Regions from separate parts of the Mus musculus genome. Here regions 2 and 3 are each linked to region 1. Evidence: chromatin loops called from intact Hi-C (ENCODE). Cell type or tissue: gastrocnemius. All regions are shown on one strand.

The links. A loop is a pair of places that touch in the nucleus more often than their neighbours do. Peaks named below come from ENCODE experiments on the same cell type or tissue, not always from the same donor. Only the 100,000 strongest peaks of a DNase experiment are listed, where the experiment ranks them.
Region 2: a loop joins it to region 1, with 3 times the contacts of the local background. A loop is called at or near these places in 17 of 42 quality-filtered maps.
Region 3: it touches region 1 in a loop (2.6-fold over the local background); 12 of 42 quality-filtered maps call a loop at or near these places.

Annotation. Positions count from the first base shown.
Region 1 is chr2:12,298,894-12,303,893 of GRCm38, forward strand. Itga8 (integrin alpha 8) reads right to left here and starts at 3,051. Exons shown (of 30, transcript NM_001001309.3): 1 at 2,684-3,051; 2 at 1,945-2,078. The coding sequence starts at 2,889. E030013I19Rik (RIKEN cDNA E030013I19 gene) reads left to right here and starts at 2,353. Exons shown (of 2, transcript NR_040353.1): 1 at 2,353-2,696. In gastrocnemius, a CTCF peak has its summit at 3,122 (motif pointing left); a DNase peak (open chromatin) is centred at 3,105; H3K4me3 peaks cover 1,932 bases; H3K27ac peaks cover 607 bases.
Region 2 is chr2:12,158,201-12,163,200 of GRCm38, forward strand. Itga8 (integrin alpha 8) reads right to left here. Exons shown (of 30, transcript NM_001001309.3): 24 at 2,122-2,227. Among named protein-coding and RNA genes, the nearest start is that of E030013I19Rik, 140 kb to the right of the region's middle. In gastrocnemius, a CTCF peak has its summit at 2,490 (motif pointing right); a DNase peak (open chromatin) is centred at 2,482.
Region 3 is chr2:12,386,715-12,391,714 of GRCm38, forward strand. The region is part of intron 8 of Mindy3 (MINDY lysine 48 deubiquitinase 3); the gene reads right to left. Among named protein-coding and RNA genes, the nearest start is that of Mindy3, 30 kb to the right of the region's middle. In gastrocnemius, a CTCF peak has its summit at 2,527; a DNase peak (open chromatin) is centred at 2,513.

The DNA of each region.
Region 1 (5,000 bases):
ATCATTTAAATGCTTCCTTTCTTGAATGTAAATTAAAATAGTACAATACCTTGTATCTTTCTGTTTCAAGGTTTGGATTTAAATTACCTTTGAAAAAGATAGATTAGTGGCTGGAGGGAGGGCTACGTACTTGCGATACCTTGCTATTCTTCCAAAGGATGGGAGTTCAGTTCCCAGCCCCTACATCATGTGATCCAACACATGCTTCTTGCTTCCATGGACACCATACATATGTACCAAACATAAGCGGATGCACACAGAGATAAATACAAATAAAGCTTACAAGACTTATTTGCTCGGATAATTAAAGTGGTATTGATTTCATGCTTATATGATCAAACCTTAGATGCAGTCTTGGTGTGTGCTTGTGTGCGTGGTATATGGATGTGTGCACACATGTGTGCAGATGTGCTTGCCCAAGTAGCATCTGTGGAAGCCAGAGTTTGAGGCTATATTCTTCCTGATCACTATTGCCTTATTGTTTGAAGCGGGGCCACTCATCGAACCTAAAGATCACTGTTGTTTTAGCTAAGATCAGGTGACTAGAAAGTGCCTTAAAGGCTCTTGTCTACCAGTCCCCCTGTGCTGAGGTCACAAGCACACGCCGTGGCCTAGCTTTGACATGGAACTGTGGATTGTAGCCAGCTCTTTCCCCACTGAGCACCCCCCTGCACCACCACCACCACCACCACCACCCCCGTCCCAGGAACTTATTCTGATGTAGAGATCAGTAAGGATCAAAACGCCACTGTTTTATTCACAAACGATTTAAAAGTTCCAGTTGCTAAATGTGAATGTAAATAAAGTAAAGCCTTATAAATCTGTTTTCAAATAACTGAACCATTAATAAAATAACAAACAAGATAGTATGACAATGGATGGGCATGGAAATATAAATTCAAAATGTTTTTTATGAAATGTTTTTCTAATTGGGTCATAATTCAAGGTAAAGATTGCATAATTTTTCTTCAAAATGATTTCCATATTGATAGTCCCTCTCAACAGAAATGACACAGATTAACGTCATGGGTACATACCACCCAATCAATTTTTTCAAAATTCTGTGAAAATGCACATTTACATAAATCCTAGATGCATAAGTTAGATAACCACAGGACCACAGGGAAAGTAAGAACAATGTCCTAAAGTATGACGTGTACAAGGAATCTTAATTTATTGCCCATCACGCCGTCATTTGACCTGACATATTTGCATCTTTGAAAAAAAAGAGGGTATTCTCTAATAATATATGTTATTTGAATGCTAACATTTGGGTGCTACAAGCTAAAACACCGAGTGATGGTGTTTTCAAAACACCCCTTTTAAATTATTTTCTTAGGATCCAAGTTAAAAACAGCAGATGAAATGGTATTTTCCCTTTAATTAAATAAGAAACATCTGTCTGGGGGATTTTTGGAAATGAATATAATCCATCCACACTCTGCCTGTAGTATTTTGCATCTAATGTCCAGTATTTTGAAAGAAAATTCTTTCTGTAAAGAATTAGAATGTCAAGCACCCCAGGTTGCAGTCTGGATCTACTACAGGGCAAGTCTCACCTCCGGACTTGGGAACTAGAGAATTACAAATACTCCAAGCGAGTCCTTTATCAGTCTCCACCTCTATATTTGAGGACCAACCCGATTCTCTATAGTGTAGGTTATTTTGTAACTCTGGCCGGCCTCGAACTCACAGACACCAGCCTGCCTCTGCCAACCAAGTATTAAGCCTGTGCTCCCCTCCCCTCACAGCTGTGGGTTTCTACTGGTCCCAAGCACCTCCTCCCCTAGTGTTCACCTCTGAACAGTAGGGAAACGGATGTTACCAGATGCATCCAAACACTCAGATTTACATTAGGAGGGGGGGAAAGAACACTAAATTGCCGCGAGGAATGGCTCTGGTTCTTTTCAACCAGGGGCCACACTACAGGTTAGCATCACTTACTGGTGGTGTCAAACGGTATCTGCTTGCACTGTGCAGACCTCTCTGAGGGCCAGGGACAGTAGTAGACAGCTCCCCCTTCTACGATATCCGGCTGGCTAGTGTTGGCTTTGGGTGCCCCCACTAAGACACTGGCTCTGCAAAGAGATTGGAGAAAGTCACTCCTCTGGGAACATTTACCCGTGTGCCCAGTCTGTAGAAGCATGCCCACCGGACTGCGGCAGCAGCGGCAGGCACAAACAGGTTTATTGTGGAAAGACTGCCAAACTTGATTTCCTCTTTGGAAGCCTATGAGCACCAGAAACCTGGTTTTGGAAGAGGCTGCTAATGGTTCTGCCTGTCTAGGTGGAGGTAGGTGGAGACTGTGATGGGGAAGGCAGATCCCAACTGTCTGCAACCTAAGGCGCTATGAGATTCCGTAGGAACAGACTGCGCGGTCCTTATTTTAAAACTGACCTGAGTCTGTCCCGCCCCACTCTCTCCTTTGTATAATGCTCTTGTCTTTGAATCCGAACTTATATACCAGTGGAGCATCTCCAATCCCAGATTCATGGGCACATCTATTTAGCATAAGTCAGGAGGAAAGATGTTGGTAGCAGGCAAAGAGCAGAATCCGACCCGGAGTGGGCAGTTGCCTGAAATATCAGACATCCTTTCCTCCTGGCTGCGGAGACCTCTGAGAGACAGAGACAGGACCTGGAATCGCGCGCCACCAAGCCACCAACCCAACCCAGCAACTTACGTGCGCGCATCAGGTATGTAGAAGTCCAGTGAGTAGCCGAAGTAGCTGCCCTCGGGGCCACTGTACACAGTGAGCTTGTCCACATCCAAGTTGAACGCCAGACACGCAGGGGACCACAGCATCCCCAGCGCGGCCGAGACGCAACAGAGACGCGCGAACGGAGGTGCCCGGTTCCCCGGGGGACCACAGTGGGTTCCCGCAGACATCGCCCTCCTTCCCGAACGCTGTTCACCCGGGATCGGGAGCCGTGGAGCCCAGAGGAGAAGGCCTGACGCTCCCCAGAGGCCGGTGTCCCGGGTCGGTGAGCTAGGAGCGTCCACAGTGACAGTCCTCTCGCCCTGTGCGGCCCGCCGACCCCGCTGCTCTGGGCTTGCAGCAGCGGATCCCGCGCTCGACCCTCTCCAGCCCCTGGCTGGGGCCGGCGCGCTCTTCGCGCCCTCTAGCGGCTAGTTCTCAGGCTGCAGGACGGAGCTTGCGGTCTAGGACCGGGCAAGTGCCTGTTGAGCCCGCTAGATTTCGAGTCTCTAGTTTAAGGACCATCTAAATTTTATGGATGTCACCTCAAGTCATTGTTTTGGAGAAGCGGTGTTCCATATGCGGCGAGAATTTAATGATTTCCCAATATTGCGCAGCTCGGATACAAGCATACAAAAGAGTATACCAACTCCAGAAAAGAGTGGTTATATGGCTGTCACCTCTACCTTTGAGGGTAAATCAGTTTCTTCCTCAGTAAATGGGATTTGATAATGGAATGTAAGAACCCTCTTCCTCTCCTATTCCGCTGACATACTAATACAAAAATCCTGTAGGTTTTCTCAGTCTTTCTCAAGGGCATCTCTGGCACATTGTATGATTTGGTATAAACCTCTATCCTATGAGGTTGTGATGAAGGACTGCAAAGTCAGAAATGCTGCAGTTAACAGTTTTCAAAAGCAGGGCTTGGGAGTGAAAGTTTGAGACAACAGGATCTCTTCCTCACCAGTACTAGTTGTTGATCTTTCGAGGAGCCCGAAGGTGAAGGGAGCAGACTAGAACTGTGTGTATAAATGGTTTTTTATAAATACAAACTTTTCAGGACATAGATTGGTGATAAAAAAAACAACATGACTCTGAGGTCACACAGAATTTAAGTGTAGGCAAAGAAGTGTGGGACATGGTGACACATACCTGAAATCCCAACACTGTTTTGTTTGGGGGCAGGGGCTGTAATAAGAGGATCTTTTGTTGGACAGCCTGGGCTAACCTAACAAGTTCAAGACTAGCCTGAGAAGGCTGTGTTAAATATATATATATATATATATATATATATATATATATATATATATACACACACACACGTGTGTGTGTGTGTGAGAGAGAGACAGAGACAGAGACAGAGACAGAGAGACAGAGAGAGAGACAGAGAAGGGGCAAGCTGTTTCTGGGTAATTTCAGGAAAGTTGGAAACAAATTTAGATGTAGACAAGAATTTGAATAGGAGACTTAGATTTGGACCTCCCGGAAGCAGATGAGGGAAACACTGAAGGCACTAATCTCCTAGCATTAGATGACCATGTACAAGATCGTAGTGAAAAGGAGTATCCAAGGAGTGGTCTGAAATAGGGCTGGATGGATCCTGAGACCAGGGATCCAGGCAAAAGTAGCCAAAGCAGAAATATGATAGGCACCAGAGATTCAAATGTCCAGTGGCAAGTCATCTGAATAAAAAGAAAGCAGGGATGGACAAGGGAATCCCAACCTGGTTGACAAGACAAAAGGAGAAAAGGGCCATGAAAGTTAAGGAAAAGGCTGAGATTGGGGGAGGATGCACAGCAGAAAGGATCTAAGCTGAGTCTTAAGTTACCTACTTAGGAGAAAATAAGTGAAGTGAGTGGATGAATAAGATGCCAACTTACTCATCTAAGAATAATTAGTACCACTTCCTACAACTGGGGGACCCATCAGAAGGTTGATACAATTTGAGTAGACTAGACAAAAATCTCAGCCTACTAGGAAAAAAAAAATGGTTTCTCATCCATTTTCCTTCATAACCCACTCTGTAGAGTAATTTCAATTTTGTGTTTCTACTTGTCCCTATTTAAAAATCAAAACAAGCAGTCTGTCACAAGGCTCCCTGTCAAGCCATCACATCATCATTTCCTAATTACATTGCCCAATACGAGGCATAAGAGCTTACAAGTAGGTGGTAGACCAGTTGACTGGTTTTCCTTCTCTATCCTAAAGTCAATTTGTGCTGGACACAGAGTTTGCCACTTTGATTAAGATATTGCTAAGAATAAAAGTCAAACTCCCCACATGAGCTTGAATGAGTAATTCA
Region 2 (5,000 bases), 140 kb before region 1:
CATTCTGCTATTTCCATAGCTCAGTGCCTTGCTCAGACATGTTCAGAGAAACTTTTCCTGCACTAAATGGGAACAAATACAGAGACCACAGGCAGATAATATGCAGAGTGAGACACCTTGGAACACTCAGTCCTAAACGAAATGTTTCTCTCCATCAATTCCCTCTCCCCCAACGCTCAGGGAACTCTAAAAAGGAGGAGGCAGAGTTAAAAGAGCCAGGGGAATGGAGGGCACCAAGGAAACAAGAGCTTCCAGACACAGCAGGGTCGGCACACACATGGGCTCACAGAGACTGTGGCAGCATTCAGCCTTGCCAGGTGGGATCCCAGTGCTGAGAGAGGAAGCGGACACAAGCCCCCACCTCTAACCCAGAAGCTATCTCCAATAGAGAACCACTTGCAAATAAAAGCACAGTTTTCTCCAACAGAGTCTCATTGGGTATAGCAACCACTCTTAAGGTCAGATCCCATGCCCAGCAGTAGGTGGGTAACACAGTGGAACTTTAAGGTTTGTCTTACAATACTTTGTCAGGGCTTCTGTTTGTTTCCCTTAAAGGCCCTTTGTGTATATACTATGGTTTCTGGGTTTGTGTTTTTATGGGTTTTCTGCATGTGCAAATGTATCCATGTCTCTGAGGCTATCTGTGTTTTCTTGAGCTTTGTCCTTGGCTCTTTTGCTTCTGTTTACTTGTTTGGTTTCTTAACCTAATTTAATATTTTTAAATGCCTGCTGGTATCTTAATGAGAGAGAGAAATAAAGGGTGTGGATACTGGTGAGTGGGGAAGTGGAGAGGAACTGGGAGGAGTTGGGGGAATCATAATCAAAATTATATATATATATATATACATATATATACATATATATAAAATCTATTTTCAGTAAGAAGAGAAAGAAAGAGAGAGAGAGAGAGAGAGAGAGAGAGAGAGAGAGAGAGAGAGAGAGAGAGAGAGAAAGAAAGAGAAAGAGTAATACCATGAGGTCCATACCATGAGGTAATAGACAATGAATGGAAAAGGATCTCAATCAAACAGTCTCTTAGAACTTTATATCTATCTATCTATCTATCTATCTATCTATCTATCTATCTACCTATCTATCTATAAATCTATATCTATCTATACTATATATTTTATTTTATGCTGGGTTTTCTGAAAATGAATTGCTACAGGGCTGGTGGCATTGACTTTAAAGAAAAACCTAAATAAACACTAAATTGAGCCTTGACTATTTGTTCATTTTTTTCATTAAAAGCTTAAGTATTTTAGGTAATGTCAATAAATCATTCCACTATTTCCAGTTTAACACTTTGTGTGGGAAGAGAACCTCCAGCTCTTTCTGTGGTTTGCTGTTTGCCTCTGAAGAGAGTTTACCAATCCACAGAGCATTTCAGATCTTGGGATAAATTATTCATTTCCTATTTCACTTACACAAGTAAAAAGTATAATTATGCTGTCATGTTCTTCCTCATAAATTATTTCTATATTTTGGTACAGTAATAAATAATTCATTCATAAAGTATTCGAATAGTACCTTATATATACTATTTTAGTTTATAAATACATAAGTATCTAAAAATGTGAGCCGAAAAGAAAAGAAATACAACCAAAGGAGCTAGTTTTTATTTTAATGTATAGGTTGCCCAAATATTATGTGGAAAACAGACAAACTATTTTTAAAATATCACTTAATAAGAGAAGACTGTCACTCTTACCCCTGAGGACTGAGTGTCCATGATTATGGTTATAAATAACCATTGGCAGCCATTGAAAAATGGTACCATAATAGCACAAATTACAAAGGTTGGACCTAAGGTTCTATGAATTTCTTATTAGTAAAAGGTATATGAATAAAACCTCAAAAATTAATATAAGGTATAGTACCTTGAGCTGAAAAGATGGATCATCAGTTAAGAGCATTGGTCACTCTTCCAGAGGCTCTGAGTTCAGTTCCCAGAGCCCATGAGGCAGTTTACAACCATCTGTAACTCCAGTTCCAGAGAATCAGATTTCCCTCTCTAGCTTTGACAGGCACTAGGTACACATAAGGTGCACAGAACTATGTTCAGGAAAAACTCTCAAACACATAAATTAATCATATAACAATTTAAAAAGAAGTGGATACCTCATAAATATGCTCAACCAAAGGACCGACTTCCTCCTCTTTGTGTGGCTTCTTTTCTGGTTCCCAGTTGTGGATGGGCAGAACAATCTGCGGAGGGTGGGACACTCTGTAATATGAAATATTAGGTTAATTACTGATGAGGGCCCACTAAGGATGTCTGTTGCTATTAATATATGCAACTGGTTTCATATATTACACTGATTTCAAAGGAAGCAAGTTGAAGTTATCTAAAGATATATATAACACATGGTACGACACTGTCAGTAAGGCTGGGTGAAATGATGGAGTGAAGAGTGGAGACGCAGAAGCTCTGCAGTTTTAGTTACTGGTCTATTCTACAGCCACTGTTTTACAGTCTTGCACATCTTGGACACTAGGGGGCAGAGTAGAGAGCATTCTTGAATGGGCATAAACAGTTGAATGCACATACACCTATGTGCATTCATAAAGCCTGCTACTTATTCTTTTTGTAAATATGTGTATGTACCTCTGTGTTGTGTGTTGGTGTATAAATACATCTAGGATCCCGTGAGTTCTATTCAATCTCCAGTTTGGAAAAAGTAGTTTCTGGTTAAAGCTGCCTGCAAAGAACAGCAGCTACTCTGTGTATGTTCCTTCTTTCTAGATTCACTGCAGGGAGCAGAGCCAGAATCAAACCCGGAAAGGGTCAAGTATGACGGAGGCATAGAATTGTTTTATAGAAAGTTCAAGGGGCAAGAGAGGTGGAGCTAAAGTGTTGCCATCATCTAAGTATGAAATTAACTTGACATTTGCAGTAAACACATAGACATACATTTTGCAGTGAACACATAGACATACATTAATTTGTGGCCTCATGTGTGCATGTATGTGTGGCACATGCATGTGCACACGTGTTTTCATATGTACTCCTCTCTCGTGGAGGAAGTGGAGGCCTGAGCTTGATGCTGAGATGTGTTCTTCAGTCACTTCGGCACCTTGTATTCCTTGCAGGACAGCTTGCTGACCTTTGCATTCCCTGCTTTGGTTATGCTGGGCTGGACATGCAGGGAGCCTCAGGAACCCCAGTCTCTGGCATTCTGTGCTGGGGCTACAGTGGCTTACACAAAAAGCTTTTTCCATGCACTGTGAGGACCCCAGTGCAGGTCCTCATTCTTGCACAGCACTTACTCCAAGCCATTCCCCAGCCCCCATACTAGAATGTGAAAGTTTTCTTTACGGCATTCTAGAAATTTATTATTGTAAAAGAATCCCTCAATATTTTGTTAGAATTAATTTCCACAGAATGTATCCTTATGTGGGTTTAAAATGCTACTTTAGACAACTGGGGACAGCTTCTGGGACAAGCGGAGGCACAGAGCTGCTGAGGTAGCACCCTTTGCGGGCCGCAGACAGACAGCCACCATCCGGACCAGAGGACAGATGTCCGCCTGGCTCCGAAGGCCTCAGCCTCAGGAGCAGAGAGCACCATCTTGGTTCCGGGACTCCACCGAACTTAGGAATTTAGTCTGCACAGGTGAGAGTCTGCACCACAGAAGCTGACAGCTTCTGGGACCTGCCAAAGCAACACAGCTTCTGAGAAAGGTCCTGTTTTGGGCCTTCTTCTTCGGCCAGGAGGAGGTCCAAACACAAGATATCTGCGCACCTTCCCTGTAAGAGAGCTTGCCAGCAGAGAGTGCTCTGAGCACTGAAACTCAGAGGAGAGAATCTGTCTCCCAGGTCTGCTGATAGACGGTAACAGAATCACCAGAAGAACAATCTCTAAACAGAGTCAACTATAACAACTAACTCCAGAGATTACCAGATGGCGAAAGGTAAACGTAGGAATCTTACTAGCAGGAACCAAGACCACTCACCATCATCAGAACCCAGCACTCCCACTTCGCCCAGTCCAGGGCACCCCAACACACCCAAAAACCTAGACCCAGATTTAAAAGCATATCTCATGATGATGGTAGAGGACATCAAGAAGGACTTTAATTACTCACTTAAAGAAATACAGGAGAACACTGCTAAAGAGTTACAAGTCCTTAAAGAAAAACAGGAAAACACAATCAAACAGGTAGAAGTCCTTACAGAAAAAGAGGAAAAAACATACAAACAGGTGATGGAAATGAACAAAACCATACTAGACCTAAAAAGGGAAGTAGACACAATAAAGAAAACTCAAAGTGAGGCAACACTGGAGATAGAAACCCTAGGAAAGAAATCTGGAACCATAGATTCGAGCATCAGCAACAGAATACAAGAGATGGAAGAGAGAATCTCAAGTGCAGAGGATTCCATAGAGAACATTGGCACAACAATCAAAGAAAATGGAAAATGCAAAAAGATCCTAACTCAAAATATTCAGGAAATCCAGGACACAATGAGAAGACCAAACCTACAGATAATAGGAGTGGATGAGAATGAAGATTTTCAACTCAAAGAACCAGCAAACATCGTCAAAAAAATTATTGAAGAAAACTTTCCAAATCTAAAGAAAGAGATGCCCATGAACATACAAGAAGCCTACAGAACTCCAAATAGACTGGACCAGAAAAGAAATTCCTCCCGACACATAATAATCAGAACAACAAATGCACTAAATAAAGATAGAATACTAAAAGCAGTAAGGGAAAAAGGTCAAGTAACATATAAAGGCAAGCCTATCAGAATTACACCAGATTTTTCACCAGAGACTATGAAAGCCAGAAGAGCCTGGACAGATGTTATACAGACACTAAGAGAACACAAAGGCCAGCCCAGGCTACTATACCCAGCCAAACTCTCAATTACCATAGATGGGGAAACCAAAGTATTCCACGACAAAACCAAATTCACACATTATCTCTCCACGAATCCAGCCCTTCAAAGGATAATAACAGAAAAAAACCAATACAAGAACGGGAACAACGCCC
Region 3 (5,000 bases), 88 kb after region 1:
AACCAAATTCAACACTGCATTAGTATATGTAAGTCTGAGTCATGTGTGTGCATATATATATGTGCATAAATATATTTATATTCAAACCATGGCAAAATGTTTCTTTCACCTAAAACTATCTTTAAACCTCTGCACGTATTTACTAAGATGTCAAATCAATGATAGTATGTTCCTGGTCCTTGTTATGCTGTGTTTGGTTGATGTCCCTGGGAGTCCTGCTCTTTTCTGAGGGAAAGTGGATGGGGACGTGGATCTGATGGAAAGGGGAGTTGAAGGGGAGAGATTGAAGGGGTAGGGAAGGAGAGGAAACTGTGGTTGGGATGTAGTAAATAAAACAATAAAAAAGTTAAATCAAATAATCATGTTATCACTATTTATTATAAAATGATACCAGGTAGCTTTGTACTGGGTAAATGTAATGGTTCAAATGTAGATTAAAACTATTTATAAAAGTATTTAATGTTAATTTTTTAGTTAAGAAAAAAATCACTTGGTAACCCAAAGACACACACACACATACACACACACACACACACACACACACACACACACACACACAAATACACACACACACTCATATTCACATGTGTGTGTGTATATATATGTATATGTGTGTGGACATACATACACATATACAAACATATATACATACACACACATATGTGTATGTATGTATGTATGTATGTGTGTATATATATATATATATACACACACATATATATGTATAGTATATATAGATATCTATATATGTCTATATATATATGTATAGGATATATATATATATCCACATACACACACACACACACACACACATGTGTCTCTCTCTCTCTCTATATATATATATATGTATAGGACATGGATATATATATATATATATATATATATATATATCCACGTAATATATATATCCACGTATACACACACACACACACACACACACACCTCCATAAAAAGAGGTAACTTGACTGACCCTTATTTTCTAAAAAAAAAGAGCTTGCTTGTTAAATCATAAGTATTAGTATTTATTATGGGATAATGGTGACCATAACTAAATAGCACTTAAAACATAATTTTTGCTTCTTTCTTTCTTCTTCCTTCCTTTTTCTCGCTCTCTTCCTTCCTTTTTGTTTGTTTTTTTTTTCTTTGTATTTTTGTTTGTTGTTTTTAAACACAGGGTTTTTCTGTGTAGTCCCAGCTGTTCTCAAACTTGCTCTGTAGAACAGTCTGGCCTCAAACTCAGAGATCCATTTGTCTCTTTCTTCCCAAGTGCTGGGACTAAAGGTGTACACCACCACTGTCTGGCAAAACATGGATACTTCAAGCTACTCCTTTCTATTCTAAGTGAAAGCAGCCAGTGTGCTTAAGGCTGTGAAACAGTGATGACTAAGACATAGTCTCTGCCTTATAAAGAGCTGACGAAGGGCAAAGAGAAATGATACAAGCTCTCTACATATGTACATACACACACTCACACAGAGTAGAGTGTGGCAGAACATGTTTCCATGTCAGGGAAGAATGGCAACATCTGAATTTAATCTGATGGTATATGTAGAAAATTCTAAGACCAGAGAAGACAAGAAGAAAAATGTAAACCCAAAGATAAGAAAGAATGAAAATTAACATACTCAGGTAAGGAATGAAAATCTGCCTGAGATTCCTGGTTTTTCAACATGGGGCTTTACAGTGTTGCACAGGACAGCTCCAAACCCTTGACTTCAAGGGTCCTTTCACCTTAGGCTCCTCTGTACCTGGAACCACAGGTGTGTGACACCACATTCAGTTCCTTAAACCCATAACCATGGCAAACACGATAAACAGTGATTAACTGGAAGGAAGACTTCAAGAAAGATATTCTGGATTTGTGTGAAGGCTGAGCATGACTTCACTTTTATGCAAACTGTGACTGAGCTACTTTGGGGACTTCTAACTGGAGACAAGCAGCTGGCAGTAGAGCTCAGAAGCACAGGCTGGGCCAGCCTGGTGAACACTAATGGGCCACCAGCAGAAGGCTAGACTCACTGACGTAAGGTCAAGCAAGTAGTAACCCTGCAGCTGACGCAGCACAGTAGGTTCTGATACAGACACTACGCACTCACAGGCTGGCACTCACCTGGGCTGGCAGGAAGGCTTTCCGTATACTGACACTTAAAGCTAATGTAAGTAGTAAGTAAGTAAGTAGGACCATAAACATAGATTAAAAAGCTTTTCTCAATTCAACTTCAAATATGAAAAACATTACTATCACAAGTATATCTACTATCTACAAGGAAAACCTCTTTGGAATTGTCCATAAACTTTAGGAGGATTAATAGTATAAAATAAAAACATTTGAGTCCTTGGGTTGCAGCCACCAGGGTTTAGGAGTACAGCAAATAGCAGATAGGGTAGAAATGATATTCTATGGTTAGCAAACAGCCTGTTTCCTTTCCTCTAAACTGTGAGCAGAGGCAAATCTTCCTGTTAAAGAAAAGCACATTATGTTGAGAACCAGGGTCCACAGTCTAAAATGCATTACCACCACCTAGTGTTACAGCCAGATATTACACCATGGATTTCCATGGGGTTAGTCAAGTGTCTACAATGGTTGGTTTAAAATATCATGCTACTAAATACAGAAAATTAGACCTCCATCTATCTTAGTGATGAAGTATTCAGATCTGGTGGAGAATCACATGCTCATATCTGGCTTAGATATTACTTTTACTACGAGCTGCCTCAGAATACTATGTAGCTGAAGATGGTGGCCCTTGAACTCCTGATCTTCTACTTCTTCCACATGGAGAATACTACTATGACTAGCACTGGATGATAATATTTCAAAATGCATTATTCTCATACCCTCAAGCAGAATATAAACTTAATATTATTATCATCTTAGATTAAGCACAACAGTAAAACTAAATCTAATAATTTTTATACCAAGTTGTGAAACAATATTTTCATATCATTTACAGAACTTACTTACATTGGATTTTCTTTAAAAGTCTCAGTCTTTACTTTTTGCTTACAAGAAATTGGCAATTTTATGACTATCTTGCCATTGCCTATATTATCTCATAACAGAGAAATGAAGAGTATCCAAATTTCCAATTGAATTTTCAAACTACTGGTTTGATTTTTTTTGTTGTTTATTTGTTTTTTTTTTGTCTTTTTGTTTGTTTGTTTGGTTTGGTTTGGTTTTGGTTTTTCGAGACAGGGTTGCTCTGTGTAGTCCTGGCTGTCCCGGAACTCACTTTGTAGATCAGGCTGACCTCGAACTCAGAAATCTGCCTGCTTCTGCCTTGCCTCCCAAGTGCTGGGATTAAAGGCGTGCGCCACCACGCCCGGCTACTATTTAGTTTGATGGCAAAGAAATAAAACTTTTTTTTTTACCAAAAGGTAATATACAATTTTATCTATAATTCAAAATAAACGTTGTATATATACTATACAACATAACCTGAAATATTCATCTTTTTCAAAAAACCAGGAGAAAAGAGAAAGAGAGAGAAAGAAATATCACCTAAGCCAGATACTTGAGCGTGGTTCTTGACCAGATCTGTGCACTTCATCACCAAGACAGATGGAGCCTCATTTCCTGAATTTAGTAGCATATTTTAAATGGATCATTGTAGATATTTGAAAACTTTTTGCCTCATATACATATTTGAGAGACGACAATACTTAGTCTATTCTCGGTAGTTTTCAAGTAGAGACTAGTCATTACCTACAGTCAGTTTTACAATAGACTTCTTAAACTTGTTACTTTTTACTGAAATTTTCCTCCAAGGCCACACCAACTCCAACAAGGCCACAGCTCCTAATCCTTCTACTCCCTCTCAAACCGTTCACCAGCTGGTAGCTAAACAAGCTAATCTCTGAGCCTGAGGGTCATCCTCACTTAAACTATCATGTAAGCCAACCTGATTTGGACTGTTCCTTAGTTAACCAAAGTTGTCTCTTCCTAGGTGAGGCTAGGTTGTGTCAAGCTGACAATAAAAACTAACCAGCATATCATTTACATTTATATTCTGGATGTTGTTTGAAATATACAATCCTGTTCAAGTTAAGCATACATGCACACTTACACTACAGAATGACCGATTATCTCAAATGTGGATTTAACTAGGATACTAACTTTACCTAACAATCTGGCTCTAGCTAATGTGTTGTAGAAGTAGTACAATTTCAGGACAGCAGCATTTCTGATTTACTAGTTCTGATAAATCATAATTTAAAATGATATTACTTAGTTATAGAAATGATCATATTCCTTAGAGTTTACATTTCCATATTTTCCACTTATCTTTAAGCTAATGACCATCAACTATTGCTTACAATGAATCATCAAATAAATGTATAAAAATGATGAATGGACAAGACATAAGAAAATATTAGACATTTGAAGAAAATACTAGAAAGTATTAGTTTTATCTGGGGAGTTGATATGGGGGAAGAGCAACCAAATCCTAACTGACAAAAAAGTTCAAATGATTGAATATTATAGAAGTGAAACCCTTGGGAAGAAAAGATATCACTAAACAAAATTTACTTAAGAAAAGGTTGGGATAGGGGGTGGGGGGGTGGGTATGGGGGACTTTTGGGATAGCATTGGAAGTGTAAACGAGGGAAATACCTAATAAAAAGAGAGAGAGAGAGAAAAAAAAAAAAAAAGAAAAGGTTGGGAGAGATGCCCTGAATTGTAAAGAACTAAAGGACTTCCAGAGCCTCAGACACTGTGGTAAGCCAGCCCTCCGCCTACAACAGCAGATGATGAGCAGAGGCAGTTCCCAGAGGACAGCACAGCTGCAGGCTTACACGTGAGCAAAGGCCTGAGCTCAGGTTCATTAGGACGCAGAACAAATGTCAATTAGAATGTGTAATCCCTTGTCAAAAGCTGACTAACTTTTAAAGATGGACAGTGTTCAGTCATCACCAGGATACAGAGAAAACACAAGTCTACAGTCAGAAAGATATATTGATATTTTAGGGACAAAGTTGCCATAAATTGTTAAACAGAT